Regions from separate parts of the Homo sapiens genome. Here regions 2, 3, 4, 5, 6 and 7 are each linked to region 1. The links are chromatin loops, found by intact Hi-C in ENCODE. Cell type or tissue: heart left ventricle. All regions are shown on one strand. Links, peaks and the distances in the headings refer to the core of each region. The heading gives the core; the rest is flanking DNA. Region 1 overlaps LDLRAD4 (low density lipoprotein receptor class A domain containing 4). Region 2 overlaps CEP192 (centrosomal protein 192). Region 3 overlaps LOC124904255 (a long non-coding RNA gene). Region 4 overlaps CEP192 (centrosomal protein 192). Region 5 holds the start of LDLRAD4 (low density lipoprotein receptor class A domain containing 4). Region 6 overlaps LDLRAD4 (low density lipoprotein receptor class A domain containing 4). Region 7 has its middle 23 kb from the start of MC5R.

What was found. Hi-C counts contacts between places; a loop is a spot of excess contacts. Peaks named below come from ENCODE experiments on the same cell type or tissue, not always from the same donor. Only the 100,000 strongest peaks of a DNase experiment are listed, where the experiment ranks them.
Region 2: it touches region 1 in a loop (2.6-fold over the local background); 24 of 110 quality-filtered maps call a loop at or near these places.
Region 3: it touches region 1 in a loop (5-fold over the local background); 81 of 110 quality-filtered maps call a loop at or near these places.
Region 4: a loop joins it to region 1, with 5 times the contacts of the local background. A loop is called at or near these places in 21 of 110 quality-filtered maps.
Region 5: it touches region 1 in a loop (11-fold over the local background); 80 of 110 quality-filtered maps call a loop at or near these places.
Region 6: a loop joins it to region 1, with 8 times the contacts of the local background. A loop is called at or near these places in 70 of 110 quality-filtered maps.
Region 7: a loop joins it to region 1, with 2.5 times the contacts of the local background. A loop is called at or near these places in 6 of 110 quality-filtered maps.

Annotation. Positions count from the first base shown.
Region 1 is chr18:13,628,212-13,632,746 of GRCh38, forward strand. All of the region lies in intron 5 of LDLRAD4 (low density lipoprotein receptor class A domain containing 4), which reads left to right. Among named protein-coding and RNA genes, the nearest start is that of MIR4526, 19 kb to the left of the region's middle. In heart left ventricle, for the core only: a CTCF peak has its summit at 2,143 (motif pointing left); no DNase peak of the experiment used is centred there; H3K27ac peaks cover 348 bases.
Region 2 is chr18:13,123,039-13,127,573 of GRCh38, forward strand. CEP192 (centrosomal protein 192) reads left to right here. Exons shown (of 45, transcript NM_032142.4): 45 at 1,594-1,998. The coding sequence ends at 1,732. Among named protein-coding and RNA genes, the nearest start is that of LDLRAD4, 93 kb to the right of the region's middle. In heart left ventricle, for the core only: no CTCF peak of the experiment used is centred there; no DNase peak of the experiment used is centred there.
Region 3 is chr18:13,209,844-13,214,378 of GRCh38, forward strand. The region is part of intron 1 of LOC124904255 (a long non-coding RNA gene); the gene reads right to left. Among named protein-coding and RNA genes, the nearest start is that of LDLRAD4, 6.6 kb to the right of the region's middle. In heart left ventricle, for the core only: no CTCF peak of the experiment used is centred there; a DNase peak (open chromatin) is centred at 1,878.
Region 4 is chr18:13,111,132-13,115,131 of GRCh38, forward strand. It overlaps CEP192 (centrosomal protein 192), which reads left to right. Exons shown (of 45, transcript NM_032142.4): 41 at 2,455-2,574; 42 at 2,999-3,120. Among named protein-coding and RNA genes, the nearest start is that of LDLRAD4, 110 kb to the right of the region's middle. In heart left ventricle, for the core only: a CTCF peak has its summit at 2,099 (motif pointing right); a DNase peak (open chromatin) is centred at 2,020; H3K27ac peaks cover 548 bases.
Region 5 is chr18:13,214,789-13,219,323 of GRCh38, forward strand. LDLRAD4 (low density lipoprotein receptor class A domain containing 4) reads left to right here and starts at 3,972. Exons shown (of 7, transcript NM_001378100.1): 1 at 3,972-4,200. LOC124904255 (a long non-coding RNA gene) reads right to left here and starts at 2,484. Exons shown (of 2, transcript XR_007066300.1): 1 at 1,324-2,484. RefSeq lists silencers at 2,463-2,512, 2,593-2,642, 2,763-3,132. In heart left ventricle, for the core only: CTCF peaks have their summits at 1,474 and 2,502; DNase peaks (open chromatin) are centred at 1,433, 2,543, 2,933, 3,983 and 1 weaker place; H3K4me3 peaks cover 2,523 bases; H3K27ac peaks cover 2,507 bases.
Region 6 is chr18:13,555,412-13,559,946 of GRCh38, forward strand. The region is part of intron 4 of LDLRAD4 (low density lipoprotein receptor class A domain containing 4); the gene reads left to right. Among named protein-coding and RNA genes, the nearest start is that of MIR4526, 53 kb to the right of the region's middle. RefSeq lists an enhancer at 3,011-3,110. In heart left ventricle, for the core only: CTCF peaks have their summits at 2,827 (motif pointing right) and 3,026 (motif pointing right); no DNase peak of the experiment used is centred there.
Region 7 is chr18:13,798,616-13,803,150 of GRCh38, forward strand. No RefSeq gene overlaps it. Among named protein-coding and RNA genes, the nearest start is that of MC5R, 23 kb to the right of the region's middle. In heart left ventricle, for the core only: a CTCF peak has its summit at 2,533; a DNase peak (open chromatin) is centred at 2,526; H3K4me3 peaks cover 673 bases.

The sequences.
Region 1 (4,535 bases), core at 322-4,321:
TTTCAGTAAGGCTTGAAGGAGTGGACTAAAGGGCTTACTGATGCAGTTGTACTCGGTCTGCCTCTGACACTCCAGACTAAAGAAAAGAGCCACAGGCTTCCTCTGGCATCATTGTGGGGATGAACCGCAGGGGACCGTTTCCCTGCAGGCAAGGCAGACCCTGCTGCACCACAGACCAGATGTGTGTGTTTGTCGGTTGTCCAGTGACAGCTCTCCGTTACTGCATTTCACGGAAACTGCATTTCCAAGAGCTTAGGGTCCGGCGGGTTGGCCGCAGCATGTCTGTCTGAGTGAGCAAGGACTTCCAATTATCAGGCTGCCCAGGTGGTCATTTGAAAGGTTTTGCCCTTTGCTATGTCTAATTGAAGCATTAGAGGATAGACAATTTCACATCACCTCAAAATGAGAACATCTCCCTTCAATTAAGGGAAACAGGAGGCCAAGCGGCCCGGCAGAAACTGCATAAGGATGCTGGACCCCAGCTGCACGCAGATTCCCACCTGAACCACAGTGGGCAGAGCTTTGGAAGAGTCAATGCTTATCTTTAAAGTGACAGTGTCTCAAATAGTCCTTCTACTGATGTTGGCACTGCTCAGAATGTTTGGGAATTACCTTCAGGTTTTGGGGTTATTTTTAAGTGACAAGATCTCACTTTGTTGCGCAGGCTGGAGTATAGTGGCATGATCATAACTCACTGCAGCCTCGAACATTTAGGCTCAACTGATCCCCCTGCCTCAGCCTCCTGCGTAGCTGTGACTATAGGCACGCGCAACCATGCCTGGCTAATTTTTAAATTTTTTGTAGAGACAAGATCTCACTGTGTTGCCCAGGCTGGTCTTGAACTCCTTGCCTCAAACGATCTTCCCACTTCAGCCTCCCAAAGTGCTAGGATTACAGGCCTGAGCCACTGCACCTGACTGGGTTGTTTTTATTTGTTTGTTTGTTTTTTTAATCAAGGGAAATTTTTTAAAAGCTTCTCCACAATGGCAAATCTTCCTTTGCAAAGAGCAAATAGTTTTGCTCTTGGGGATAGATTTGATTTTTGGTACCAGCCAAAATCCATTTAGAGTTAAGTCTTGTTCATTATATGGGTGATCAAACCAAATGATACAATTTTGGTGCAAAGGCAAGCACGACTCAATTAGTGAGACTGACGTCCGAGTTACAAACTGATCTGTAGAGAAAGGTCAGGAAGGACCCACAGCAAACTGACAGCTGTGCCTGGGAAGGAAGTAAGGACAAAGGAACACTGATCTGTGCAGTAAAACTTTTATGGTAAGAATGTATTCATGTATTACCTTTGCAATTACAAAACATCCTCTGATCATGTAAACTGATGCTAAAGGCAGTAATGTTCTGGGCATCTATAGACTCCCAGAGTAATTCATTTGAACATGGTTTCTATGGTGGCTAAAATAATAATTTTAAATAAAATGTATGAACATTTTTATCAACAAATTTATAGTAATCTTTTAAATATATAAGGTATTAGCATTAATAATCTAATAGTAAAATCTGTTGGTTTATTTTTTGCTTAGTCCTTGAAAGTTGGTGTGGTTTGTTCTGAAAAAAAAAAAGAGAAGAAGATTAAAAATTATCTTAATGATCATAACTCTGGGTGGCCCCTGTTGGGGAGGCTCACCAGGCTGGGGTCTGGCTCTTGGCAAAGCCCCAGCAGCTCTGTGACCTTGGGTGAAGGTCACAGAAAATCCCCTCTGAGCTCTGACTTCTTCTCACATGTGAGACGAGGCAACTGGTGCTGAAATCAGGATGATGCCTGCCTGGATCTTGTGTGGTTCCACATTTTCCTGCTGCCTGGAACTTTCTCATTCCCAGGCTGATTCCTCTTGAAGTCCGATTGCTCACTAACCCCAGCACCAAGCTGGGAGAGGCACCTCATATTGCTTTTCCCCGCTAGCCCATTGCATTGTCCCAGAAATAGAAAGGATTCCCTTCCTTTTCTTCCAGCAGACCTTCCTAGATGATTTGTCTTTTCTCTTAAGGGACGTGCCCTAGATTGAGCAGAGTTGGGGGATCTTGAATCTGAGAAGTCTGATGATGGATTCCCCAGGAGGAAGAAAGGGGGAGGTGCAGTCTCTGACAGCCAGGGGTACTGGCCTCACATCCAGGCTGTGACTGCCATCTAGAGTGGAAAGGACGGTAGTGATAAAATATCAGGATGGTGGAGAGGCTGCATGAAAAAAGGGAGAAAACAGGGAAAATTGATTTTATCAGAAGGCAAAGGTGTTGCTGAATATCCAAAGATCAATTTCACCTCTTCTTTGAAATTCTCACTGTGGAACAGGGGAAAAATAGATTTCCAACTATTTGAGGCCATAAAATACATTCATTCACTGGGAGGTTAGCCCTTGGGTAGAATCAGAATACCCAGCAGTAGTCTTGCTTTACCGCAGACTGACCGAGGTGCCTAGAGAGGAATATGCCCTCTGTCCTCAGTTTCCCCCCATCTAAAATGAGGGATAACTGGCTTCATTCGGAGGCCTTCAATCTGTATCTTGCCATGAAGAACAGTAAGAAATACATTTTATATCACAACACAAAAGCCTCCTATAATGCAATTAAGGCAGAGGTTTTACAAAACAATACTTACAGTGTGCTCAGATCATTTCTGTTCTGTTTCAGTTTTTGGAATGCTGGCTGTGACCCACTTAAATGGATTTTCCAGCTCTCTAAGAGGCTGCAAAGCACATGGTGGAAAACACTGTGTTCAGTGCTCTCCCTGGTTGTTTCCAGTCCCCACATCTGATCATTCCTGGGGTCCTCTGTGTGTGTGTGGAAAGGAGAGTGTAGCTGAGAGCATAAGCCCAGCAGGGTTCGGGCGTGGTGTGGCCTTGCACACGTGGACGCATGGCAGCAGGCGACAGCCCATGGTGCAGCACAAGGGAACCCTCAGTAAGTCATGGCTGCAGACGACTGTCCTTTAATAATATGAGATGTACTGGTTGGAAGAAAAATGATCCAATAAATACAGAAATGAAAAGGATTATAAAATAGTGCTACGAACAATTGTATGCAAACCAATTGGATAACCTAGATGAAATGAAAAGATATTAGAAACAGCCTACCAAGACTGAATCATGAAGAAATAGAAAATCTTAATAGATCTATAGCTAGTAAGGAGATTGAACCAATGGTCTAAAATCTCCAACCTGGACCACATGGCTTCAGTGGTGAATTCTACCAAACATTTAAAGAATTGACATCAATCCTTCTTAAACTTCTAGAAATTTCAAGAGGTGGGAACACTTCCTAACTCATTATGAGATGAGGCCAGCATTCCTGATACCAAAGCCAGACAAAGACACAGCAGAAAAAGATAACCATAGACTAATATTTCTTATAAATATTGATGCAAAAGTCCTCAACAAAATACTAGCAAACTAAATTCAGCAGTATATTAAAAGGGTTATACTGGCTGCGCACAGTGACTCACACCTGTAATCCCAGCACTTTGGGAGGCTAAGGGAGGCAGATTACTTGAGGTCAGGAGTTCGAGACCAGCCTGGCCAACATGGTGAAACCTGTCACTACTAAAAATACGAAAATTAACCAGGCATGGGGGCACGCACCTGCAATCCCAACTACTCGGGAGGCTGAGGCAGGAGAATCACTTGACCCCGGGAGGCGGAGGTTGCAGTGACCTGAGATCGTGCCACTGTACTCCAGCCTGGAAGACAGAGCGAGACTCTGTCTCAAAAATAATAATAATACTAAATAAAAATTAAATTTAAAAAAGTAAAAGGATTATACATCATCAACAAGTGGGGGATTTATTCCCAGAAGGCAAGGATGGTTCCATACATGAAATTCAGTCAGTGTCATACACTACATTAACAGAATGAAGTTGGGGGTCCCAAACTTCATTCAGCAGGTCCCAAGTTCTTGTCCCACAATCATCTCAGTTGATGCAGAAATAGTATTGTCACAGGATCCTTAGGGTGTCACTTCGCCAGTCAGAAACCTTTGTGGCTGGTGGTGCCTTCTGCCTGAGTATTGCTCATGCCCACTGGGCTCATCCTGCCCACTTCCCCTGGCAGGCTGCGCTCAGCTCACGTTACTGGCCCAGATCCCACACCTGCCAAGGGCAAGCCAGGCACAGAATGGTGAGGGGTGTGTGAGCAAGTGAGTGCAAGGTCCAGCCACTGTGCACAGCCAGGTGCGCTGGTTGCTGCAGCAGGGCAGGCAGCTCCAGGTACTGGCACAGGTGCTTGCTCTGTGCAAGGCTGCAGCTGGACCAGATACACTGCATGCAGCATCCACTGCAGGCACTTGCGTCTGGATGAGGGGAATGTGATGGTACCCGGAAGCTTGGAGACACCAGGAACTGCAGAGTCCCAAAGATGGTGTCACAGCCCTGGCCAGGAGAACCCTAGGTCTGGGCTGCCCTAAGGGTCACAGCTCTTCTTTCCTTCTTGTCCCCCACAGTGTGGTGAGTGGAGGGGCATGTTTCAGCCCTGTTTATGTTACAGCTCTTTTAGTCCCACCATTCGGCCAGTCACAAGTTCTTGTCCCAC
Region 2 (4,535 bases), core at 1-4,000, 510 kb before region 1:
AAATTTTCAGGTTAATATAGAACAATTCTATATTCTGTGATGAAATTTATTAATAATGAGTTCTTCCAGAGATTTTTTTGGGGCTATTTTATTATTTTTACTAATTCATAAGTTATAAAGCCTCTTAAATAGGCAAATGGTACTATATTTATCCAAGTATTGACCACCAACATGCAAGAGAAAATTGTAGCTAATGCCATGGGCCAGGTTAGATTTTTTTTAAAAAGTACATTATCTTTGACATGGTAAAACAAATGTAATGCATTTGGGGAAAATAACCCAGACTTTAAATAAAAACATATAGAGATACACATACACACCTTTGCTCTATATAGATATATTTAAGAACATACACTATTTGTGTTATCAGTTATATCCAGGAAAAGGGCTTTGAAATACTGAAGCTGTTTTCTAAACCTCATGCCCGGTGTACTCTTGTGCACCCAAGAGCGACACTGCTGGGATTTTCAGGACAGATGCTGGAAACCGAAACGTACATCACTTCTGGTTGCCAGTCTTTAAAACACACAGCTCTGAGACGAGACTAAGGGGTGAAGTACCTTCCCTGTGAGCTCAGAACTTTCACTTAAAAACGCCTAAGCCTAGACGTTGATGACATCACATGGGCTGTGTGTAATGTGTTTGTAGCCTCATTCACACTGTGAATAACTTGTTAAATTGCATATTTTGAGGTGTATTTTGAAGCTCTTAGGACATAGTTTTAGGGACAAAAACAAACCCCCTAGAATACTGTTTTTAACCATAGGGCACTTGTTACCTGCCTCTATATACTGTAATCTGAAAGTAAAGTTTCTAGAATATTTTTGATGAAAGTTTCCGGCCGGGCATGGTGGCTCATGCCTGTAATCCTAGCACTTTGGGAAGCCAAGGCGGGTGGATCACTTTAGGCCAGGAGTTTGAGATTAGCCTGGCCGACATGGTGAAACCCCGCCTCTACTAAAAATACAAAAATTAGCTGGGTGCGGTGATGGGCGCCTGTAATCCCAGCTACTCAGGAGGCTGAGGCAGGAGAATTGCTTGAATCTGGGAGGTAGAAGTTGCAGTGAGTCAAGATCATGCCATTACACCCCAGCCTGGGCTACAAGAGTGAAACTCCGTCTCAAAAAAAAAAGGATCATATGAATTTTAGAGCAAAAACTGCACAGCCCATTAATGATAGGGTTGGGACAAGTTGTTTTAATCTTTCCAGTGCAATATGCTGTCTGGACTGAGTAAAACGGGCATTTAGGGTGTTCCCGAACCCTTTCTTAGGTAGATAGTTTTTGCAGGCAGTATACAAAGCTGTATGTATGATAGTTTAGACCTCTTATTTTCCTTTTTATATATTAATAGTTACTGGATAGCCAGGAATACATACGTATGCAATACTGTTTTAATCCAATTTTACGTTTTTCTCTCCTTTGTGTTATTTTCTCATTAAATAATAGCATCCAAGAAATCATAAATACATTTAAGCTGAATGTGGCTTGACCGAGCTCTTTCCTCAACACCTGAGCCAGGCACTGTGCTGCCTGGGACAGGGTCACGGGTGCTGTCATGACATGCTGCTGTCATGTGCCTCTCTCTTTCCAGAGCCCAGCATTACATCAACATGCCCGTGCAGTTCAAACCGAAGTCCGCAGGCAAATTTGAAGCTTTGCTTGTCATTCAAACAGATGAAGGCAAGAGTATTGCTATTCGACTAATTGGTGAAGCTCTTGGAAAAAATTAACTAGAATACATTTTTGTGTAAAGTAAATTACATAAGTTGTATTTTGTTAACTTTATCTTTCTACACTACAATTATGCTTTTGTATATATATTTTGTATGATGGATATCTATAATTGTAGATTTTGTTTTTACAAGCTAATACTGAAGACTCGACTGAAATATTATGTATCTAGCCCATAGTATTGTACTTAACTTTTACAGGTGAGAAGAGAGTTCTGTGTTTGCATTGATTATGATATTCTGAATAAATATGGAATATATTTTAATGTGGTATATCCAGAAATTTTTCAGTGAGCTTGTCTTTTTCTATGCTGTCATACAGAAATTAGAATATCACTTTATTCTGTTAAGTATTTTCCAGCTTCTGGGTCTGTTCTGTGATTTTTATCCTCCATCACACAGTTTCCTTTCTCCTCAGAAATTCCTTCTCTGTTCCTCTGTCGTTTAGCCAGTTGCCCAGAGTAGAAAGGACAACTTACTTTTCAAGCAGCTGGTTATTTTACTGAGGGGAAGTCTTCATAGTCTGTGCAAACACAGTGAAGGAGGTTCCCACGTTGTTATCTTGAGTCTTTACCTCTCCTCTGAGCTCACATACTCTATGTAAAGCTAGACAGAACAACTGCTGCAGAAGCTGGTACAGATGGGGTAGGTTCCAGCAGGATACAGGGAGGGAAACAGCAGGCCCCGAGAGCAGTCTGTGGTAGGCTTGAGGTCAAGGTGGTGACACAGTTTTACCCGGGAGGAACGTAGTTATTTATTGCCCTTCTCTCCATTATTAGAGAGTCTCCTGATGAAGCTTTGTGACCCCCAGCTCATTGCCTTTGACTTTGAAGCAACAAAATCCCAGATTGTGTAGTAGCTCAGGGATGATCACAATTGGATATTATGTGGAGTGGAAAGACCTCAGGGCTTGTAGAAAGCTGGCCGGAGGACTTAAACTAATTACAGTTTAAGAGCAATGATTGTGAGCTTGATAGAAAAACAGATCCCTTTTTTCTTCTTCCACTTCACTTTACTTTTGCCAAGTAATTTTTGCTTAGAAATCAAATTTGTAAAAACATTTTTTTCACAAGTTAAACAGGTGGTACTTTTACTGATACTGCTTGACTTCTGTTCTAGATTTTGTGCATCAAATATGAGATGACCTCATGCTTGAATTTGTACTTATTTTTCAACAGTCAGCCTTAAACATTTTAAAACCATGCTATTGCTTTTTAAGACTGTTTGCCATGGTCTTAAGTGTTTGCCAAGGTCAGTTTCTAGCAGTCATAATAGTTTCAATTCTGTGCAACTGTTACTTTGCCTTTCAGTTTATACTCAGAAGGTCAAAAAACAGGGTTAAATGATAAAACTGTAAAGGTGACTCTTATTTATTTATTTATTTTGAGACAGAGTCTACCTCTGTCACCCAGGCTGGAGTGCAGTGGCACAATCTCGGCTCACTATGACCTCCACCTGGGATTCAAATGATTCTCCTGTCTGAGCCTCCCGAGTAGCTGGGATTACAGGCGCCCACTGCTATGCCAGCTAATTTTTGTGTTTTTAGTAGAGACGGGATTTCGCCATGTTGGCCAGGCTGGCCTTCAACTCCTGACCTCAGGTGATCTGCCCGCCTTTGCCTCACAAAGTGCTGGGATTACAGGCATGAGCCACCATGCCTGGCCAAAGGTGACTCTTCTTTAAAAGTGACTTTTAGGGATCTGCAGTTTGTCCTGTGCCTCCATGATTTGGAAACATGATGCTTGGCATTTTAAGAGCACGTGGATATGAACAAATGATTTGTGCAACCGGTCGCCACTCCTAAAGCAAATGCAGACTACGCTGCCTTCAAGACAGCTGCCAACGTGAAAGAGCAGTGCCCAGGGAAGGTTGCAGCAGAAGCTTGGCTTTAGCAAGGCTTCTATCGGAAATCTGTCTCTGTTCTTTCCCATCCCTTCCCACATTGATGTATTGAGTCTCCACCTCTCTTCTGAGCTCCTGACTCTTGGGTCCAGCCAGATGTTTCCATTTGATTATCATGTAGGCGGCTCAAACTTCTGATTTCCCTCCCTGCCTCACGGGCTTCGCCTTGCTTTCCTCATTCTACCAACCCATTTCCTCACCCTCAAGCCCTCATGTTGTTCCCTCTAAATTGTGCCTCTAACAAATCCTCATCCGTCCGTCTCAGCGGTGGCCACAGCAGCCTGAGCTCAGTCATCTCTAAGGCCACTGCAGTCGTCTCCTCACCAGACCACCTGCTTGCTCTTAGCTCCAGAGCTTTCTCTCCACAGAAGACAGAGTTACCTTTTGAAAGAGGTAACTGCTCATATGTGAGGACAGTCGCTTGCACGTGGCATAAAGCCCAGATTCCTCCCTGTGGTCTAGAGGTCCTCAACCCCGGCCACTGCCGTCCTCCCTGAGCTCCAGCTGAGTGGCCTCCCTGCTCTTCCAGCCAGCTCGGTGCTCATGTCTCAGGTTCTTCCCCAGGCTTTGGTGTGGCCAGCTCTGCTTCTTAGAGAGGCTCTCCTGCCCCATCCAAGGCAAACTCCTCCTCCGCACATCACACTGTCCATTGTGATATGGCCCTCATGTCTGCCGCATGTGTTCCTGCTTGTTTGCTCTCCCTCCCGTGGAATGTGAGCTCTGCATGACAGGACACCTGGCTGGCCCTGCTCACCCGCATCCCCAGCACCCGGACAGCCTCGCGTGGCCTGCAGGAGTGTGACTGACCGCCCAGTGGCTCCGGTGCGTTTGCCACACTCTCCTGTTTTGGAAGGCTGTCTGCTCACCGCCCTGCTGCAGATGCCCAGCTGTTTCTCCCCAC
Region 3 (4,535 bases), core at 219-4,218, 420 kb before region 1:
AGGACCTCTTCAAGGAGAACTACAAACCACTGCTCAATGAAATAAAAGAGGACACAAACAAATGGAAGAACATTCCATGCTCATGGATAGGAAGAATCAATACTGTGAAAATGGCCATAATGCCCAAGGTAATTTAGAGATTCAATGCCATCCCCATCAAGCTACCAATGACTTTCTTCACAGAATTGGAAAAAACTACTTTAAAGTTCATATGGAACCAAAAAAGAGCCCACATTGCCAAGACAATCCTAAGCCAAAAGAGCAAAGCTGGAAGCATCATGCTACCCGGCTTCAAATTATACTACAAGGCTATAGTAACCAAAACAGCATGGTAATGGTACCAAAACAGAGATATAGACCAATGGAACAGAATAGAGCCTTTGACAAACCTGACAAAAACAAGAAATGGGGAAAGGATTTCCTATTTAATAAATGGTGCTAGGAAAACTGGCTAGCCATATGTAGAAGGCTGAAACTGGATCCCTTCCTTACATCTTATACAAAAATTAATTCAAGATGGATTAAATACTTAAATGTTAGACCTAAAACCATAAAAACCCTAGAAGAAAACCTAGGCAATACCATTCAGGACATAGGCATGGGCAAGGACTTCATAACTAAAACACCAAAAGCAATGGCAACAAAAGGCAAAATTGACAAATGGGATCTAATTAACTAAAGAGCTTCAGCACAGCAAAAGAAACTACCATCAGAGTGAACAGGCAACCTACAGAATGGGAGAAAATTTTTACAATCTACCCATCTGACAAAGGGCTAATATGTAGAATCTACAAAGAACTTAAACAAATTTACAAGAAAGAAACAAACAACCCCATCAACAAGTGGGCAAAGGATATGAACAGACACTTCTCAAAAGAAGACACTTATGCAGCCAACAGACACATGAAAAAAATGCTCATCATCACTGGCCATCAGAGAAATGCAAATCAAAACCACAATGAGATACCATCTCACACCAGTTAGAATGGCGATCATTAAAAAGTCGGGAAACAACAGGTGCTGGAGAGGATGTGGAGAAATAGGAATGCTTTTACACTGTTGGTGGGAGTGTAAATGGTTGAACTACCATTGTGGAAGACAGTGTGGCAATTCCTCAAGGATCTAGAACTAGAAATACCATTTGACTCAGCAATCCCATTACTGGGCATATACCCAAAGGATTATAAATCATGCTGCTATAAAGACACATGCACATGTATATTTATAGCGGCACTATTCACAATAGCAAAGACTTGGAACAAACCCAAATGTCCATCAATGATAGACTGGATGAAGAAAATGTGGCACATATACACCATGGAATACTATGCAGCCATAAAAAATGATGAGTTCATGTCCTTTGTAGGGACATGAATGAAACTGGAAAGCATCATTCTGAGCAAACTATCGCAAGGACAGAAAACCAAACACTGCATGTTCTCACTCATAGGTGGGAACTGAACAATGAGAACACTTGGACACAGGGTGGGGAACATCACACACCGGGGCCTGTCGTGGGGGAGGAGGAGTGGGGAGGGATAGCATAAGGAGATATACCTAATGTAAATAATGAGTTAACTGGTGCAGCACACCAACGTGGCACATGTATACATATGTAACAAACCTGCGTTTTGTGCACATGTACCCTAGAACTTAAAGTATAATTAAAAAAAAAAAAAAAGAATGCCAAAGGCAGCTTCCAAAGGCGTGTCAAGGAATGGAGTGGAAATGAGCTGTTTAAAGCCTCAGTGCAGCGTGAGTGTCTGCAGGCAATGAGCTTCAGGCACTCCTCAGCGGCACTTCATTCAGCCCAGGGGAGTGAGCTGAGCCCTTTCCTGTGGAGGGAGGAGGCCTGCGAGGTGTCTGGGGAGTCTAATCCAGTGGGCAGACTGCCTCTCTGCTTTTCCCCGCCTGAGAGAGCTGGCTCTGCTGCTGAGTGACCCCGCCTTACAAAGTCCTCCCACATCCAAGAGTTCCCTTTTTGCAAAACCTTAAAAATGTGGTGTTATAATATAAATGTGTATGACGTTTACACACAGCTAATGAATTCACTAGCATAAAGCTAATGAATTTTTACATATGCATATACCCCTGCAACCACACTAGATGAAGACAGATCATTTCCCTCTCCCCCAAGGGCTCTCTTGCCCCTTCCCACCCACTACCATCCTGAGTGACCATGGATCTAACTTCTATCATCATCGGTTAGCTTCTCCTGTTTTGGAACATCACACAAATAAAACCATATGTTACTATTCTTTTGAGCCTGAATTCTGTCATTCAAATAAGTTTTTGTGGCATTTATCCATGTTGTGTGTGCCAGCAGTTTCATGGGTTTAAAAAAATTTTATTTTATTTTAATTTCCGGGGTCCATGTGCAGGACGTGCAGGTTTGTTACATAGGTAAATGTGTGCCATGATGGTTTGCTCCACCCATCAACCCATCACCTAGGTATTAAGCCCGGCATGCATTAGCTATTTAACCTGATGCTCTTCCCACCACCGCCACCCGCTCTCCCCTGACAGGCCCCAGTGTGTGTGTTGTTCCCCTCCCTGTGTCCATGTGTTCTCATTGTTCAGCTCCCACGTATAAGTGAGAACATGAGGTGTTTGGTTTTCTGTTCCCGTGTTAGTTTGCTGAGGATAGTGGCAAATTTACAAGAAAAAAATAAATAATCCAATTAAAAAGTGGGCAAAGGACACGAGCAGACACTTCTCAAAAGAAAACACATGTGGCCAACAAACATATTTTAAAAAGCTCAATATCACTGCTCATTAGTTTCACGGTTTTTAAACTACTCTGTAATCTTCCATTACACGGGTGTACCAAAATTTATTTATCTTTTTTCCCTGATGGACATTCGGGTTATTTCCAGTTTTTTTCTCTTGCGTTTGAGCAAGCCAGCATGAAGCTCCTCGTGGGTGCCATTTGTTGGACATCTGCCCTCAGTCCTCTTGTGCCCTCGCAGGAGGAGAATTGCTGGGATGCAGGTTCTACTGACTCCTTACCCTGGTGAATGTTTACAATTGTCACTGTTTCCAACCTCAGCCATTCTAGTGGGTGTGCTATTTCGTGAGTTCAGTGCAAACCGAGCGAGTACCTCTTCCCATGCTTGTTGGCTACTTAAGTATCTTCTTCCGTAAGGGACCTTTTCAAGGAATTCGCCCTTTTCTTATGGAGCACGTTCCGGTAAGGAAAGCCACATTGCTATGTTCTCTACAAACGACCCCTCACCAGCGGGACAGGGAGATGCAGAGGCACACAATCCTGCCTCCGTCAGTGTTTGATGAAAAAGCAGAGCCTCTGAAAGCAGCCTGGGACCAGGGATTTATGATGGGCCGCTGTGGCTGGTGAGAAGCCGTGGGAGGCCATGGCTCTGGGACTGGCAGGCCCGCAGGCAGAGTGAGGACAAACCACACTCACGGGGACACCTGGAGCCCTTGAGGACAGGGCAGCCTGGGCCGTCTCACACTCCTTCAACCTCAGGGATACTGGTGACCTGAGGACGAGGAGGGTGCCCTTCTCCACAGGTGCCCTTCTCACATTCCTCACCCGGGACTGGGGATGCTTCGGGGGGAGGCCCAGTGGGGACAAGGGGACCTCAGGTAAAGGAGGTGTGAGGGCTTCACAGCACCTGGAACCCCACAAGACGCTGCAAACGGCGACTTGCCTTCCTCCTTCCAAATCTCACACAACTTTCTCTGCGGCCAACTGGACCTGGAACCTTGCAGGGAAGGAATTCTGGGAAGCATGGGACCCGCACGGCTCAGCTGACACAGTATAAACTCACCAGAGCTTGTCCTTGCTTGTAAGGCAGTGAAAAGGACTGAAGGAAGCTAATATTTATTGAAAAGTAAATAAACATTTATTTATTTACCTTTTGGGCCGGGTACCTTGCTCAACACTTAACTTGCTGGCAATTTATACCCCAGTAGACAGCTGACTGAACCATGTGTCAGAGAGAAATGGAGAATTCAGAAGGGAGGCCTCAGAGGCCACCTCAAACCAGCAGCCATCACTGCAGCCTCAGAGACCCAGAGCTCAGGGAAGACTCAGCTACCCTGGGATGCTCTGTGGGGTGCAGGGGACTTGGGGGCCACCTTGGCAACAGGACAGATAGAGCTGTGGCTGTACAGACTGAGATGCGGGAGGTGTGCGCAGGGCTGGGGAAACTTTAGGTACTGTAATATTTGTAAGAGATCTGACAGTACATGTATCACAGCTCAGGAAACGCTTCATCATTTTTCAGCGATGTAATGTGTAGATACCACACACAAATATGTCTGGATGGATTGTCTTTGAGGTCACACATTTCTTTCTTTCTTGCTGTGTTTTCCCTTTGTCTTCACTCCCTGGCCCCTAAGGAGAGAGCAGGTGCTGTGGCTTTTGCCCAAGGAGAGAGCTCTGCAGCCAGGCTGAGAGCAGAAGTTGCCTGCAGAACACTTCTCTTTCCATCCTGTGTGATTTTCAACCTGATCCCAAAGGAAGTGAATGAGGTTGGTGGGTCCTGGAGCAGCGGGGTCCACAGGATCCC
Region 4 (4,000 bases), core at 1-4,000, 520 kb before region 1:
GTTGTTGTTTTGAGATGGAGTCTTACTCTGTTGCCCAGGCTGGAGTGCAGTGGTTCAATCTCGTCTCACTGCAACCTCTGCCTCCTGGGTTCAAGTGATTCTCCTGTCTCAGCCTCCCGAGTAGCTGGGACTACAGGTGCCCACCACCACGCCTGGCTAATTTTTTGTATTTTTAGTAGAGATGGGGGTTTCACCATGTTAGCCAGGATGGTCTCGATCTCCTGACCTTGTGATCCACCTGCCTTGGCCTCCCAAAGTGCTGGGATTGCAGGCGTGAGCCACCGTGCCCGGCCTGAGTTGACACCTAATATTAACCATCACACTTACCTAGTACCATATACAGAGATTCACCGAAAATCAACCATAGACCATAAACATTAGACCTAAAGCTATAAAACCTCTAAAAGACAACATAGGAATAAATCTTCATGACCTTAGGTTAAGCATTGGTTTCTTAGATTTGACACCAGTAAAGCACAAGCCACAAAAGAGAAAATAGGTGAATTATCAAAATCAAAAAGATCTGTGCTTCAAACAACACCATCAAGACAATGAAAGACAGAGAATAGGGACAAAAATTTGCAAATGATGTATTTGACAAAGGACTTGTATCCAGAATACGTAAAGAACTCTTACAACCCAGTAAAAAGAAATGGCCCAATTTTTTAAGTGAGCAGAGGATTTGAATAGACATTTTCCCAAAGAAAACATACAAGTGGTCAATAAACATGTGAGAAGATGCTTAGAATTCCTAGTCATTAGCAAAATGCAATCAAAACGAGAAATGAAGTATCACTTAATACCCACTAAGATGGCTGTGAGTTTTAAAAAAACAGAAAATAACAGGTGTTGGTGAGGATGTGGGGAAATTGGAACCCTGATGCATTGCTGGAGGGTATGTGAAATGGTACAGCCGCTATGGAAAATAATTTGGCAGTTTCTCAATAAGCCAAACATAGAATTACTGCATGACCCAGCAGTTCCACTTCTGGATATACACTAGAAAAGTTGAAGCAGATTTTCAAACAAAAACTTGTTCACAAGTGTTCACAGCAGTGTTATTCACAATAGACAAAAAAGTGGGAATCACCCAAATGTCTGATGGGTCGATAAACAAAATCTGGTATATCTGTAAAATGAAATATTATTTGGCAGTGAAAAGGAATGGAGTTACTGCTACATGCTATATCCAGATGGGTGAACCTTGAAAACATTATGCTAAGTGAAAGAAGCCAGTCACAGAAGCCCACAGATGTGTGATTCTATCTATGTGAAATGTCTAGGACAGGCAGATCTATAGAGAGAAAGTAGAGCCTGCTTTCCAGGGGATTAGCTGAGATACTGAATGTTAAAGTTCCCAGTATGTGCCTAGGGTGTAACATGCAGTAATACTAGTTTTCCCCTCCTGTGTTATGTTGTGTTTTTGGTATTTGAAGGGGTATAGTTAGGATTTTATAGTCCCGTAGTCCCCAGTGGTGGTTTTTACCCATTCCTTTGTTTTTCACCCTTTCCTTCCTTCATCTTCTTAGTGTCCAAGCCCCTGGTGGTGTAATTCTCTAGTCAGATGCTCTCCTCTCCCTGACCAGTCCTGCTTTTGCCTCCAGGCTCTCAAAAGCCTTGAGCTCAGGCTGGCTGGGTTATTATGTTTAAGGTTCTGCGTGGGCAGAAATTAGGCCACCTATGTGTTTTAATGTTTAAGTCCAGACTCAGGAATACTGATTTGTTGTTAACCTGATTCATTGTTAACTGATTCATTGTTAAGTGATCAGTATTATCAACACTAAATTATTTGATAAAGCTAAGGCTCTTAATATTGGTAATTGTTATAAAATGCTGTTTTTAAACATTACAGTTTTCTCATGATTGAGCTTTTTACAGGTTGTACACATGCAGGGTGTTTATCACTGAGCTATGTGCCCAGGGTCACTGGCTGACTGACATTTGGAAGCTAATCATAATGCGAGCTGCCACTGTGGAGCGTCTGGCGCTTGTCTTGTTCTGCCTCCTGTAGCCGCCGCCCCCCTCACTGTTGTCAGTCCTCTACAGCTCCTGGCCGCTGTGAGGCCCTTGTCCTGGTACTGCTTGGCCAGCAGAGGGTTCCATAAGCACACAAGGGAAGACAATTGCGGGTCTGTGGTTGGACCTTCCTCGTGTAGGTGTTGTGCTTCACAGCTTTAGTGCTTTCTGATAACATTTCCCCCCACAGTAAAGCATTTATTGTACATTTTAAGAAATATGTTATATAAAGCCTTAAGCAAAAATGTGTTTTGGATCTGGTATAGTAACCCGCTAGAAATGAAATTGTCCAAATTCTTTCAATTAATGGCAAAACTAGCCAGTGCAAAAGCATTTGTTCCTTTAATTTTTTTCATACCAAATCTTTGAACTGGTGATCTAGCTAACACTGTGTTTAATGATCAGTGTCTAAATTTCTCTTCTGTATGTATTTCGTAGGTCTCCATCACATTTTTGCCCAGAGGTAGGGGGGATTATGCCCAGTTTTGGGATGTTGAATGTCACCCTCTTAAGGAGCCTCACATGAAACACACGTTGAGATTCCAACTCTCTGGACAAGTGAGTAGTACACTGAATTTAAGTAAATTATTGTATGTATTTTAAAAACAGAAAGGGAAATTAATAAGAAAAGTTGGCCTGAAAATGCAGAATATAGCCCCATAATCTTAATTTTCTTGTTTGTCTTTATTAATTGGCATGTTTGAGGACTGGATTTGGCTGTATTGTTCATACAGCCCATGAAACCCATGTTTGACTTAGTTATATAAGAAACTCTGTGCGTGTGCATCATGTATGCACATGGGCACATGAGAGAGAGGAACCAGGCAGGACAGAGTACAGAGCTTGCAATTTAGGGGATTTAAAAATCTTAAATTGCCTTTTAAAAATTTTTAAAGGAAATGATAGAATTCAAATAAGTAAATGTCCATATATTTTCTTAGTTTTTATTTCTTCTCCGTTACCCTGTGATTTTTCTGTATAGAGCATCGAAGCAGAAAATGAGCCTGAAAACGCATGCCTTTCCACGGATTCCCTCATTAAAATAGATCATTTAGTTAAGCCCCGAAGACAAGCTGTGTCAGAGGCTTCTGCTCGCATACCTGAGTATGTTGTTTTTGTCATTCTTATGAGTTTTTTCCCAGTACTTTATTGAGGAATAGAGTCAGTAAAATGCTCGATGACTTTACCTGAGTTCACATGTGTTACCAGCACTCCAACCAAGATACAGAATATTCCTCTCGCCCAGAAAGTTCTTACGTGTCCCTTTGCAGTCAAGATTTGTCCTGTTCTGATTTCTGTCATCATAGATTCATTTTGCTTGAACTTCATATATATACATATGTATGTATATATTCTTTGTGTCTGGCTTCTTTTTCTCAACATACTATTTTTAAAAATCCATTCATGTTATTGAATGTACCTATAGTTCATTCCTTTTTATTGTTTAGTATTCCATTAAATGAACGTATCACAGTTTATTCATTTTCCTGTTGACTTTTGGATGTCTTATAATTTGGAATGATTATTAATTAAGGTGCTATGAATATTACTGTATGTGCATTTCTAAAGATGACATACATTTTCGTTACTTTTTAGTAAAAATACCTACTTTTACCCACAATTGCGAGGTCACATGATAACCATGTGTTGAACTTTAAAATAAACTGCCAAATAGTTTTCCCTAAATAGTTGTACCATTTTATGTTCCCATAAGCAGCATATGAAAGTAGATTCTTAAAAAGCTTTAAAATGTAAAACTTATACCAGCCGCATATATAGCTTTAATGAGAATATTATTTAGTATTCTACCTTATGAAAATATTTCTTATAATCCTTAATTAACTAGTAATTAGGTCTAATTAAGTTCTTGAGGAGGATGCCTGGAAGGACAATATATGTTAAATATCTGCTGAATTTAATATAAATTTAGTCATTTATTTTTTAATGGGAGCCAATAATGCATTTGGAAGAAATTAGAGCCCTT
Region 5 (4,535 bases), core at 323-4,322, 410 kb before region 1:
TCAAATTCCCTTTTTCTCAACATTCGTTCATGTTTCCCTTTTCTATTTATGTCTCCTTAGATGACTGACTAGCAAACTTCTATGGACTAAGTATGGCCAGGGTATAATTGACATGAGACAGGCTGCAAGGATTGACAGTGAAAAATAATCTTTTTCACCTCTCACTCTTTGAAACCAATTTCAGTTGATTTCCACCCAATTTTAGTAATATTTATCTCAATATTGTTTACTCATCTATCCCAATACTAAGGTACCATTCATTCCAAAAAACCCTTTGAGCCCCTTGTGTCAGGCACTATTCTGTGTACTGGGGTCCAAGTTCTCCACCAACGGAGCAAAACAAAGTCTCCGCTCTGCTGCGCTTCAGTCTGGGCCCTTGGAATGAGCGAATGGTCAGGATGAAGCCGATGTAGAATCATGTTGCATTTTACAGAGAGCAAACTTACATCTAAGTACCTCGAACTCTTAGCATTGCTATAGGGAGAGTGTGTGTGTCTGGAAGGGTGTGGGAGGGAATAGCTGAAGTGGAAAACAAATACAGGGAGGACTGAGTAGGAAACACAGGGACAGGCCGGGCACGGTGGCTCACGCCTGTAATCCCAGCACTTTGGGAGGCCAAGGCGGGCGGATCACGAGGTCAGGAGATCGAGACCATCCTGGCTGACACGGTGAAACCCCGTCTCTATTAAAAATACAAAAAATTAGTTGGGCGTGGTGGCGGGCACCTGTAGTCCCAGCTACTCGGGAGGCTGAGGCAGGAGAATGGCATGAACCTGGGAGGCGGGGTTTGCAGTGAGCCGAGATCACGCCATTGCACTCCAGCTTGGGCGACAGAGCGAGACTCCGCCTCAAAAAACAAAACAAAACAAAACAAAAAAAAGAAAACACAGGGACAGGTTCCTCCCATATTTTCTAGAGATAGAAATACAGAGCCGCAGCAGTTTCTAGTTATAAATAAGATAAGAAAGGGCAACACGAGATTGAGATTCATCACAAATGGTAGAAATTGAGATTATGATTTTAAAATTCAGCCCTCAATTTAAGGCGGTTAAGTTAGACACAGAGAAATTATGTGCAAGTGAAATAGAAGGCATTGCTTTGTGGTTTTGGAAAAACTTTTCTTCTTCATTGTCCATGGGGCGTTTAGATGGAAAAAGTCATTTCTTTTTCTACCTAAAGAGGGCAAGAGCACAGTTTCTCCAACCCCAAAGCATGTGAGTTTTGCATTTGTGGACATTAAATATAAACTAAGTATATGCTTGTCAGATTAGGATAACCTGTGTGAAGCACTTATCAGCTTATTGCTCATTTAAAAAAGTTTACCCAGGCAGCCAGGTTCAAAGTTCCCCTGCTACAAGCTTCTCAGTTAGACCAGGACCTGGGCATTCCCAGCTGGAGCGGGCTCATTGCCGGGCACAGGGCAGATGCTGGCTGGTTTGCGGGCTGAGCTGAAGAACTGTCAGCGCTGCTGTAGGTAGGTGGCAGTATGGCATGCTGGTTCAGCTCCCAGCTTTCTATGCAGCTAGTTAGGGATGTAAAACCATCTCTTTGTGGTCTGAGGACAAATTACTAAATCCTTCTAGCCTCAACTTCGTCATGTGTAAAATGGAGAAGTAATAGCTCCCAGTTATTGTGAGGACTCAATCAGACAATCCATGTAAAGCGCTTAGCACAGAAGCGCTCCATGAATGGTAGTTATTATTACATCACATATGAGCACTGATCAAAGGCTAGCGGCAATTACCACCATAGCTGAGAGCTGAGGGCTTAAGGGAAACTGAATTCAGCCAACATTTCACTAACTAAAAAGTCACTGACAAATTAGACAAAACGTAGGTTTCAAAAGATTCATTTCTCTGACATTACGGAAATATGAACTGGACAACTTTTTGGGGGGTGTGTGGGGACAGTTGAAAATGTTCACTCCTTTAATCAGCTGCATCTATCTTAAACCCAGCCTGAAACCCCTGCTTAGTGTAGTATTTTGATATGTCTGCAGGGGGGTTAATTTTGGCAGAGGCGAACTAATTTTGGTGACTGCAATAAAATTGGGTTAAAATGCTCATATGCTCTGGCAGTAACCAATCCCCCATCAAACATGGTAGGGGTGGCTGGAGGCAATGCGTGTACTTCTGAACAAAGTCTGCACTCAGGTGGAGGTCAAGTCCGAAATGGTCTTCACAGGAGGTGTAGGTCCTTCAAGGAGAAAGGGTCACAGCGCGAAGAATCCATCTGACCTTCTAGGCAGGAGCCATTTCCTTTAAAGAGGGCAGGATACTAAGGGGGCGACCAGGTGGGGTCCGGGGGCGCCTCAAGCTCCTCAAGGCTCGCCGAGCACTGCTCCGTCCTACTAAGTGTCCTGCCGCCCGACTGCACGTCTCTAGGCGGCTGCCCGAGGTCCCGCGGCCCGTGGTGCACACGCAGCCCGCGAGGTACTCTGTGCTGGAACGCGCCCCCAGCCTCCCGAAACCGCCCCCGGCCTGCGGGCAGCGAGCCGGCTCCTCCGGGCGCCCCTGCAGCGTACTCTGCGCTCGGCTTGGAGTTCCCCGTGCGGCCGGCGGTGGGCGCGCGCCACGCGGGCCCGAGCCCTGGGCGGGAGTGCGGCCCCGGGTCCCGCGGCCTCGGCGCCCGCGCGCCTCCCCCACTGCCCACCCCCGGCCTCCGGGCCCGCCCCCCGCAGGGGTCGGCGCAGCCTGTGAGCCGGGGACCCCTGAGCCCCCGCCACGGCGGCCCCGGTACCCGCGGCCTGGCCGCGCGCCGGGTCCCCACCGCGGAGTGGGAAGGAGGAGGAGAGACTGGAGGAGTTGGAGACAGACACAGCCGCGGCGCGCAGTCACGGCTGGAGACAGACGGCGGCGACGGCGGCGGGAGGCGGGACACTCCCCCCTCCGGCGACTGGAGGCGGGACACCTCCCCGGCGGCCGCAGCGCCGCGTCCCCTCTCTCCCCGCGCTGAGGCTGCGGACCGGGCCCGGCGGGATTAGCAGGCGAGTGCGTTGGCCCTGCCCGCTCCGCGCGCCGCCGCGGCCGGCCGGGGATCCCCTGCAAGCCACTGAGCCGCTGCCGCCGCTGCAGCCAGACAGGCTGCGGGTGCCTGGGAAAGTGGAAGCAGGGCGGGGAGCGCGGGGGAGGCCCGGGGGTGAGGTCCTCAGCTCTTAAAGAACCCCGGCGCGCCGCGCTCCCCGCCGGCCCGCCGCGCGCCCCCTGCCGCGCCCCGCACAGCGCCCCTCCCCCTGGCCAGCAGGGCCGGTGGCCGCGGAGCCGCACTGCGGGCAGTCCCCGCCTCCGCTCCGGGGGGGCGGCCCAGGTGAGTGCGGACCCGAGGTGGCCGCAGTGGTCGGGGCTTCTGGCCCAAGTTCACCGCTGCGCTCCGGAGGGAGGGGTGGCGGGGGACTCGGGAACCGGACGCTTTGGGAACTGGACGTCCGCGAGCCTGCGCCGTCGGCTGGGGCCGGAGGGAGAAGCTGGGCGCCGAGCGCGCGAGGTCTGTGAGGCTTGGTCCGGGTGGGCTTGCCGGTGGGCACGGCGGGGATCCGGGGCTGGCCCGCGGGCGGGGTTACGCCGGTGGAGGGACTTCGCCGACCCCCACCCCGTTTTCTGTTTCCTGGTGCCCTGGGGCGCAGGGTGTCCCGCGGTTGCAAGACTGAATTCTGCACCGCCCGGAGGCCAGGATGGGCGCGCGGATGGCAGCCCCAACTGTCTCCGCGCCCCTAGGCCTCGGCGAGCCGTGGCGGGCAGGGACTGGAGGTCAGCGGGAAGCGGGAAGATCCTGCAGGACCTGACCGGGGAGTTTGCGGGAAGGAGGGGGCGGGCCAAGCCCCGCAGCCCCTCAGTCCCGCATCCTGCACCGCGCGCTCCCCGGCCCCGGCCCCTCGGGCCCGCTTCACCCGGCGTCCCCCCGGGTCCCCCCGCGCGCGTTGACGTCGGTCGCGGGACCGCCCGGAGCTCCCGGCATTGGCTGGGAAGTCGATTGTCTGGGGCTGCTGCTGTTGCACTTAGGCTGGGTCTCCGAGCCCCGGAGGAAGCAGGCGTGTGTTGAATTTCTCTCTGCCCCTCACCTTGGAATAAACAGGAAGCGACAAGCACCCAGCCCGGCCCGGCACTTGCCTTTGTGAAGGGGTCTGCCCTGCACAGCCTTTAGGAAGCTTCCTCGGGACCCCTTCCCGGTGCGCCGCCCCGGGTGGGCCTGGGGGCGCGCCCTGTGAGTACACCGGTGGAAGACAGTGGGTTCGGTTTAGGTTAAATCGCTATCGTGGCGGAGAGGGCATTTGCTTGTTTAAACTTTTTTTTTTTTTTTTTTAATTGGAAAAGGAGAAGGTTTCCCGATGAGGCAGAGGTTTTCAGGACGACAGGGACGCATGGTGGGTGGGCGGCACTGGGGGAAGGCGCATCCGAGAGTACAGCGTTCTTGGGTCACCTACCTGGAGGGACACCTCGTCGCCAGTCAGGGCAGCTAGAAGCTCTTTAAAGCAAGCAGGACTCCTTAGCTCTGCCCAGGCACAGGAATGGTTGCTGTGTGCCCATAGCCGCATGAAC
Region 6 (4,535 bases), core at 357-4,356, 73 kb before region 1:
CTCCTTCCCCTCATCTCTTACTCTTCTTTTTCTCTTTGTAGAAATGATTCAGCTGGTTTACTTTTGATTAAAGAGCTTATGTTCTCTTACCTATGGAATTCAATATTAGATAAATTGTTGATTTTCAGATCACTGTTTTCATTGTAAAATGGGCTAGAAAATGCAAACTATAAGTGTCTATTATTTGTTATTTAGCCCTATAAGGCATATAGCAGTTGCTACCCTAGGGTGCAAAGCAATGTGATCAGTTGGTTTTTGAGTTGAAAAATTACATGGTCTATCTCATTAAGTAAAGCCAGGTGTGTCTCAGAGAAACTCACTGTAATTAGTCAAAGACACAGAACTGCAGATGGAAAGAAGTTTATAAAGTATATAATAATTAAGGTATAGATGAGGAATAATTGGGACTTCTTGGATTATTACTTAGAGCTTGTTTGGGAGTTGTATTATTTTCTAAGAAGGCGGGAAAGCAGTTTGTGTGAATTATTCTTACCTTATTTTTAATAGCTTCATTGGTGTCTTCCTTGCAGCTTATTATAGAGAGAATGTGAATCTGTGGTAAGCATTAGATTTATTCTCCATCTAGCATGACCCAGATGGTAGTTTTGGAATGCATTCCTGCCCAAACTACTCGGAGTCACTGAGATTTATGATTTGTGAACTCATAAATTGGATAAATAAAACTCATCTTCTACAGCTTCAGTGTATGTTATTTTCTAGAGTTCATCGTGTCTGGAAACTTGATTTCAGTTAAGCTATGTATTAAGTACTTGGAATTTCTGAGTCTATTGCATTGTTGTTTCTAGGAGAGTGGGGAACTTTTTTTGGTGAACAGAGCTTACCTTCTTGTGACTGGTCATTGTCATTTCTACATGTTATCAGGAGGCCCTAGGGCCTTGCTGGAACAAGTACTTCTGAGTTGACAGAAATTGGATTGCTATAAACTCTGCTTTCAAGAGCCTTACCATCCAGTGAAGACACATGATTACCTGCAGTATATCTAAGTCTCTTTAATTGTGTGAAATTCATGGGTGAGGTTTAAGGTGGGTGCACAGGGAGAGTGAGGCTTGGTGCTTGGCTATGCCCGAATCCAGAGAGGCTTTTATAAAGAAAAATCATGAGCCCAGATCAAATAACCACATAGACCAAGGAGAGAGAAATAACTTCTGCCTTAGAGAACAAGGAAAGCTTCACAGAACAGGGAGTACTTAAGCCTGGTCTTTTGAGGATGATGTATTTGAGGGAAAGGGAGTGTCCATGGGTAAACAAAGACTTGCTAATGGGATACACGGGAATATGTTTGGAAAAGGCCATGATGGGGAGTGGTTGTCACTGGTTGTCCTTGTCCTTGTGCATCATATCAAGGGTATGTAGTTTAAACGTGATTTATAACTGCTGATGGTGACCTTGATCACCTGACTGAGGTGTATTAGGTTTCCTCACTGTCAAGTTGCTCTTTTCCCCCGTCTAAAGAGAACCACCCTTTAAAGGGTGATTAATGCTTTATAAAGGGTGATTAATAGATATTAGCAATGCATGGTGATGAAAACCAAGCTTGGACGTTACAGCACTTTCATCTGGCTTAAGGAGATAATAAGCACGGCCAGGCTCAGTGGCACACACCTGTAATCCCAACACTTTGGGATGCCAAGGCAGGAGGATCACTTGAGCCCAGGAGTTTGAGACCAGCCTAGCCAACACCGCAAACCCTATCTTTACAAAATTAAAAAAAAAAAATTAGTCAGGCATCATGGCACATGCCCATAGTCCTAGCTGCCCAGGAGGCTGAGCCAGGAGGATCACTTGAGCCCAGGAGTTCAAGCTTACAGTGAGCTATGATCACAACACTGTGCTCCAGCCTGGGTGACAGAGTGAGATCCTGTCTCAAAAGAAAATAAGCAAAAAACTAGACTTTGTCTTCACTTTGAACATGATCCTAACCTAAACTTGACCTTCTCAAACACTAGTGCCTAAGGATGGTTTCTTTAGACAAAGCCTTTTTTTTTTGAGATTGAGTCTCGCTCTTTCGCCCAAGCTGGGGCGCAGTGATGCGGTCTTGGCTCACTGCAAGCTCCGCCTCCCAGGTTCACGCCATTCTCCTGCCTCAGCCTCCCAAGTAGCTGGGACTACAGGCATGCGCTACCACACCCGGCTAATTTTTTATATTTTTAGTAGAGATGGGGTTTCACCGTGTTAGCCAGAATGGTCTCGATCTCCTGACCTCATGATCTGCCTACCTTGGCCTCCCAAAGTACTGTGATTACAGGCGTGAGCCACCACAGCCGGCCTAGACAAAGCTTTTTATAGGGAGACGAGAAATTGTTAAGAAGTGAGCTAAGAATTGTAAAACACTTAGTATGTGGCATTGTAATATATGTGTTATTGTCTGTTGTTACCATCATGATCATCACCATCATCACGTGCATTGAGTAGCTGAAGAACCTCGATACCAGACACCAGTATGTCCAAATTCTTGATGCCCAATCTCATTATTTTCACTTTGAATTTGAATTAGAAGTAAGTTGTTAAACAGGAACAAAATCTAATCATTTTTTCAAGGTACAAAAAAATTCCACATATTGAAATATAATGAATGGTTTTGCAAACTTTGATTGGCACTTTAAAAGGTGTTGGAGTAGGGCGCTCTGGGAAACTGCCTATTGATTGCACTGTTGTCAGTTTCTAAGCAACCATTGCCAAATTTATCTTCATGTCACACAACTTGTGTGTTTATCCAAGCTGGTTGAAATTCTTACCCTTGTGCAAAAATAGACCAGGGTGAATATTGAGTGGGACTGTATCGGAGGAGTGGGCTGCATTCCTCCATAGTTCCCAGTAGGTGTCACTCTGGCAGAAGAAAACAAGACATGATGGGTTCTGAAGACACATCCCTGGGGATCCGCCCAGGCCACAGGGGCATGCAGAAGCACCACTTGCCTACCTCAGTTCCCCTATTCGTACCCGACTTCTCTGGCCAGCAGGGGCAGGTTGCCCAGGCCACGTGGTGAAGAGCATTCCTGGAAAACATTGTTCTAGACCCACCTGGCTACAGACATCCCAGCTTACTCATAAAGCATTAAAGCAGTAATAGAGGAAGAGCTATATCTATGTAGCTGTAACCCGAAGAATTGGCAGCACTTGCTGGGATATGGGTAGCAAATTTTTATTCCTAGTAGGATCGGCACATGTATGGCTCAGTCGTAAATGTTTATCAGCTAGCTGAACGAGTCCCACGAGGACTTCATGTGTTTCTGGGTAATCTTCCATAGGAGTTACTGTTTACTCAGAAATGCAAAATAATTTTGCTATTAGCCAGTGTAACTAAGAAAAATTTTAAAAAGTATGAAAAATATAAAACAGTAAGAAAAATATAAAATATGAACACCCAAAGAGAACCTCTGCCACCATTGCTTTCTGTTAATAGGTGATCAACAGTAAGCATTACATAACCTTGAATTCTCCCACCCAGCCCTCCCCCTGCCCCTCTACAAGAGCAAGTCATCGGGGGCCACCCTGTGCACTAGGGCAATCACAGAAGTGGGAAGCACACCAGCTCCCCAGCTAATGCGACTCGCAGGCACTGAAGTACTGTTACTGTCACTAGACGTGCCACCGGCAGCACCCCAGAATGTAGTACCCCACTGGCTGCAAGACCAGCATTAGATAAAAGTAAGCAGGGAGTCTCGATGGATCACCACTGATCTTTGGTATCTGTAAAGGTGTCACTGTCTCTTTAAGGAAAGAGGGAGTCCCTACTTTCATTTTTCCTCAATAAATAATTTTTGACTGATTAGTGACAAAGGGACACTTTAGTGGGTGATCAGCACAGCATCTGCATGGCTGCTTCCTTGTGGGGTTTCTGAAGCTGCTTCTGTGACTCAGCCCCTCACCAACAAACAAACAAATGAGATAAATCCCAGAGACCTGGAAGAGGGAACCTGCCTTGAAATGGCATTCATGGAAAAGGTCTGGACACTTCAGCCAAGTTATTTGTATAATTTGTTAGTTACATATAAGGCCCAATATGCTAAAAAAATGCAACAGGATTATTAGTCTCTATTTGTCTAGAATTGAAATTTCTAAGTAGGTGTGTGAATTTATATGGGTATGTATCATATATATGTGTATGTATGTACATATACACATGTACACATATATATGACAAATAGCTTACATGTATATATACATATAGAAATGCAAGTATATCTGTGTACATATGTATGTATGTACATTTTATATATGTATATATATACATGTAAGCTATTTGTTATTTCTTCTGTCTAGAGACCAACATCACACTCCCTGAGAGTCAGAAAACTGGGTTCAGACAGCAGCTCTGCAAATGACTTTTCCAGGACATTCGCTAAATCACTGCCCCTCTCCTGGACTCAGTTGCCCATGGAGGAGTTGGCGGGAGATCTCTGATGCCTCTTCCAGTTCAAAGACAGCACAGCTGGTACACAGCCTCTGCTTGTATCCAGACAGCACTTTGCTGCCCCTGACCAAGAAGTGCCTATCTTCAAACCAAGATGTTG
Region 7 (4,535 bases), core at 196-4,195, 170 kb after region 1:
TGCATGCCTGTATCAAAACATCTCATGTACCCTATAAATGTATACACCTACCATGTACCCACAAAAACTAAAATTAAAAAGGAAGAGAGGAAGGGCAGCCGCTGCAGTGATGCAGAAGCTCCTCGCCTCCAAACCGCAAGCGGCTTCTCTGCTGCGCCTTGCTTGAGCTTTTCAGGGGCATCTGTCTGTGGGAGCTTCCCTCCTCCCTTGGCTTCTGCGGGGCACCTTCTCGTCCTCCTCTGTTCTCTCACCTGCCTTCTTCACACACAGTGGCTGCCAGGCTCCTGGAGGTGCTGGCCTGGTCCTCTGCTCTGTTTCTCGGTGGCTCTTCCAGAGTTCCCGTTGTTCATACCTTTGGCTTCAGGGGACACTGCCCTGCTGATGACTCTTTCTTTCCATCTTTCGTCTCTGCTGAGACCTCTATGTCCACGGCCTTCCAGACATCCCCACGTTCTGGCTTTCAGGCAACTTCAACTTCACATGGTCAATCGCAGCCCTTCTCTTTTATGCTGAACCTGCTCTTCTTCCTGCAATTCCTCTTCAGGTGAGTGGAGCCAGGATCTTCCCAGTTGCCAGGGCAGAATACAGAGTATCATTCCTTCACTGAGCCCACACCCAACTGGTCACTGTAGGAGACCCCTGTGCCGCCTTTAATGGCTACTGCACCCATCCCCCAGGGAGCTGCCTTCGGGGACCACGCCTAGGAGACTGCATTTTCCCTCACCCTGCAGTGGTCTGCAGCCATAACTGACCCATGTGGAAGGCACTGCAGCCCAGGCTGCTCGCCTCGCACAGCACAACCTCTGTGGTGCAGCAGACCTGCTCCAGGTCTTCCCTGAAGCGGATGGAGGCTAGACTTCTCCCAAACCACAGGGGTGCTGAGCTGCCTTGCATGCTCGCCTGCTCCTCTCACTCCCACAGGGAGTTCTGATGAGAACCTCCCTCTTCAGGCACTCACCTGAGCAACCCCATCCCAGGCTCTGCGTCTAGGGAGCCCCGACCTAAGGCCGTCATGGTCTCACAACGCTGCTTCACTGTTTTGCATCTGCCCCACTTGGCATCCCCTCCACCATTGTCTCATCCAGGCCGCACTCATTCACCGAGCCCAGAGGTGCAAATAGAAATAGAACGCAAGCCACATTCACCATTGAACATTTTCTAGCAGCCACCTTTAAAAAGTAAAAAGAGGCCAGGCGCGGTGGCTCATGCCTGTAATCCCAGCACTTTCGGATGCTGAGGTGGGAAGATCACTTGAGTTCAGGAGTTTCACACCAGCCTGGCAACATACTGAGACCTCATCTCTTTTTTTTTTAATTAAAAAAAAAATAAGAAGAGTCAGGTGAATTTAGGAATGTATTTTATTTATCCCAATATATCCAAAAATAGTATACTTTTAACATGTATTCAATATAAGAATTATTATTGAGATATGTCACATTCTTTTATTCATTCCAAGGCTTTAAAATCCAGTGTGTGTTTTACAGCACATACAATTTGAATGCTAAATTCTCAAAGAAAATGCTCGATCTTTATTTAGATTTCATAACATCTACAATTGTAAAAAATGAATTCACATACTCAAGTTGTTCCAACCATACATACGTTTTCCAATCACTGAATTGAGTATCAATGTTAAAATTTAAGTTAATTAAGGTGAAATAAAATTAAGAATTTAGCGTCTCAATTGCTGCATTTCAGGTGCTAAATGACCACATGCAGCTGCCAGCTACTCTGCTGGCAGTGCAGATGTACGCTATGAAAGCAGCTTAGAGTTGGTGTCCACTCTGGGTGCAACTCTCCCAGTCGGCCCGCCGCACTGCAGTCACTTTGCCATGCTAACATGCACATTACACAGGAAAAATCAGTAATGTTGATACTGTCTTCATTTCAAATTTTGATATTATGTTCATCATGAACTTTTTACATTAATTTTGATTTTTAAAAAATATTGGATTACAGTATTATTTATCTCGATTATGGAGGTTTTGGGCATTCTCTTACATTTTGTGCCTGGGGTGAGTTTCTCATTTGCCTGGCCCTAGTCCTGGCCCTGTGTACTGATTGCCTGTGTGCACAGTGGGTCAGATTGCAGGTTCCTAAGGATTGGTGGGCTCTCCCTCCCTAAAGTCACTCCTCACCATCTAGGAACAGGAGCCTCGCACTTCCCTGCCTTCAGTCATGCTGTTTACTTAGTCTGAGAGTCACCTTTCTATTTTCTTTAACTAGCTATTTCCTACTCAGTCTGCAAACCTCCTCTCTGGGGGCAGGTTCTGGTGTTGCCTGGTTTTGTGCAGTTTTTTGCGCAGCCTTCACCTTCGCTGGCCATGCAGGGCGGGCCACGGCTGGGCTAGATGCAGTACTCTCTGCTCTGTCCAGTTCAGATACCGGGAGGCGTCGCCTGGAGCCCCTTCCAGCTGGGTCCCCGCTGGAGGCCCCGGCAGGCGATGCGGAGGCAGCCGGAGAGAGGCTGGGTGCTGCCCGTGGCCACTCCCTGCGCTGGTGCAGCCTTGGTTCTGGTGGAGCGCTAGCGCCCCCGGGCCCGCAGGTGTCGGGACGGGAATGCTTCCCGCTGAGGCCGGTTTCTGCGGCCTCAGCGCGCTCCGCCTCCGCTCTGGATAGTCCCTGCCTCTTCAGTTGCGCCTTTTGAGCAGAACCCCGCCTTATGCTGAGATTTTGCCCAGTACGTTAGACGTGGGCTGGTTTCCCTCTCCGAATCCTGTAGTCATTCTTACTTCTCTTTTGCTACATTCTGGGTTATGTGATTTTCATTCTGGGCTTCTCTCTTTCTGCTTCGTTTCGCTGTAAACGGCCTGAGGACAAAGCAGGTCTCCCTGACGTTTGCGCCCCTCGGGAAACCCAGCCCCTAGCTGTGCACGGGAGCCCAGTGAGCGCTGAAATCGACACATTCATGGAGAAAGGCAGTTATAGAAAGTGTCTTAACTCATGGCTACCTGCGACTTCTTGTAGAACGTCTATGAAACAGGTATTCTGAAATTATTCCCAAGATGAGGAGGTTTTAATATTAGGAAACATTTTCTAAATATTACTCCATTCTTATTCACTCTGGAAATAGCCTCTCCTTAATCTCTATTTTCTGAAAATAGAAATTCATGTCAAGATGCTACATTATTGAACTGATGTAGCCATAGTCTTTTACTCCACAGAAGACTTACAAGTTCAACTGGAGAAGGGCATGCCATTTTAACTTCCATCCACCAGACAAGAACTATTTATATACATGGAGGTTGCTGCCCTTAACTTCTTCGAGATATGTGACATTCCATTTAAAAAGAGATTGTTCAGGCCAAGCGCAGTGGCTCAAGCCTGTAATCCCAACCTTTTGAGAGGCCAAGGTGGGCAGATCACCTGAGGTCAGGAGTTTGAGACCAGCCTGACCAACATGGTGAAACCCCGTCTCTACTAAAAATACAAAAAATTAGCCTGGTGTAGTGGTGCACACCTGTTATCCCAGCTACTTGGGAGGCTGAGGCAGGAGAATTGCTGGAAACCGGGAGGCGGAGGTTCCAGTGAGCCGAGATTGCGCCACTGCACTCCAGCCTGGGCAACAAAGAGTGAAACTCCGTCTCAATAAATAAATAAATAAATAAATAAATAAATAAATAAATAAAAAAAATAAATAAATAAAATAAAACAAAAATAGGTTGTTCAGAGTAGCAGAAACTGAAAAGAATTGAAGGAGAAAAGCTAGGTCCAAAGTTTAGATTCCCAGTGCATCTCATTTGAATTTTTCTTTATTAAAAATTGCTTGTTTTTTCACATGCCGCTTTGGAGCGGGTTTTGTAGAATCCTGGGACCACCACTTTCTAGCCATGTGACCTTGGGCATTACTGAATCCCACCAAACCTCAGCTTCTCCATCTAAAAATGGGGATAATCATACCTTCCTTTTATATATTAGAAGATACTTAGCTGGCATCTAGCAGGTACTCAATATATATTCTCACACTGTAGTGTACCTAAGAACAGATCATTAAAAGCTGACATTCCTAGGCCTCTTCCTTCTGAGGTTCTGGGCTAGCCTGTGGGTGCTCTGGCATATGTATTTGTCACAAGCCCCTTAGGTAACTCTTATGCAGGTGGTGTATAGACTGCACTTCAGGAGATGCTTCTGCAGAGCTCATCTTCTTGGGATGATAAATGCATCACGAGGAGTCCTGGACCTCCATGGCCTGCTCAGGATGTGTGTATGCAACATGGTCTTACAACACTCGAGCTCAAACTCTCCCAGCCACTTAGAGTCCAGCTGCCTTGATGTCCACTCCTCTCTTGGCTGTACACAGATGGTTGGAAACTGGATCCTAGGTCTCCTAGGCCTCCAAGTCCTTGTAGCCTTCAGTAGAGATTAAAAGCCCTGTAGAGAGAACCCATTGGCCATCCTGCATCGTGAGCTACTCTCCCCTGGAAGGAGAAGGAGCATCTGCTCCTTTATTTATTTATTGAGACGGAGTTTCACTCTTTGTTGCCCAGGCTGGAGTGCAGTGGCGCAATCTCGGCTCACTGGAACCTCCGCCTCCC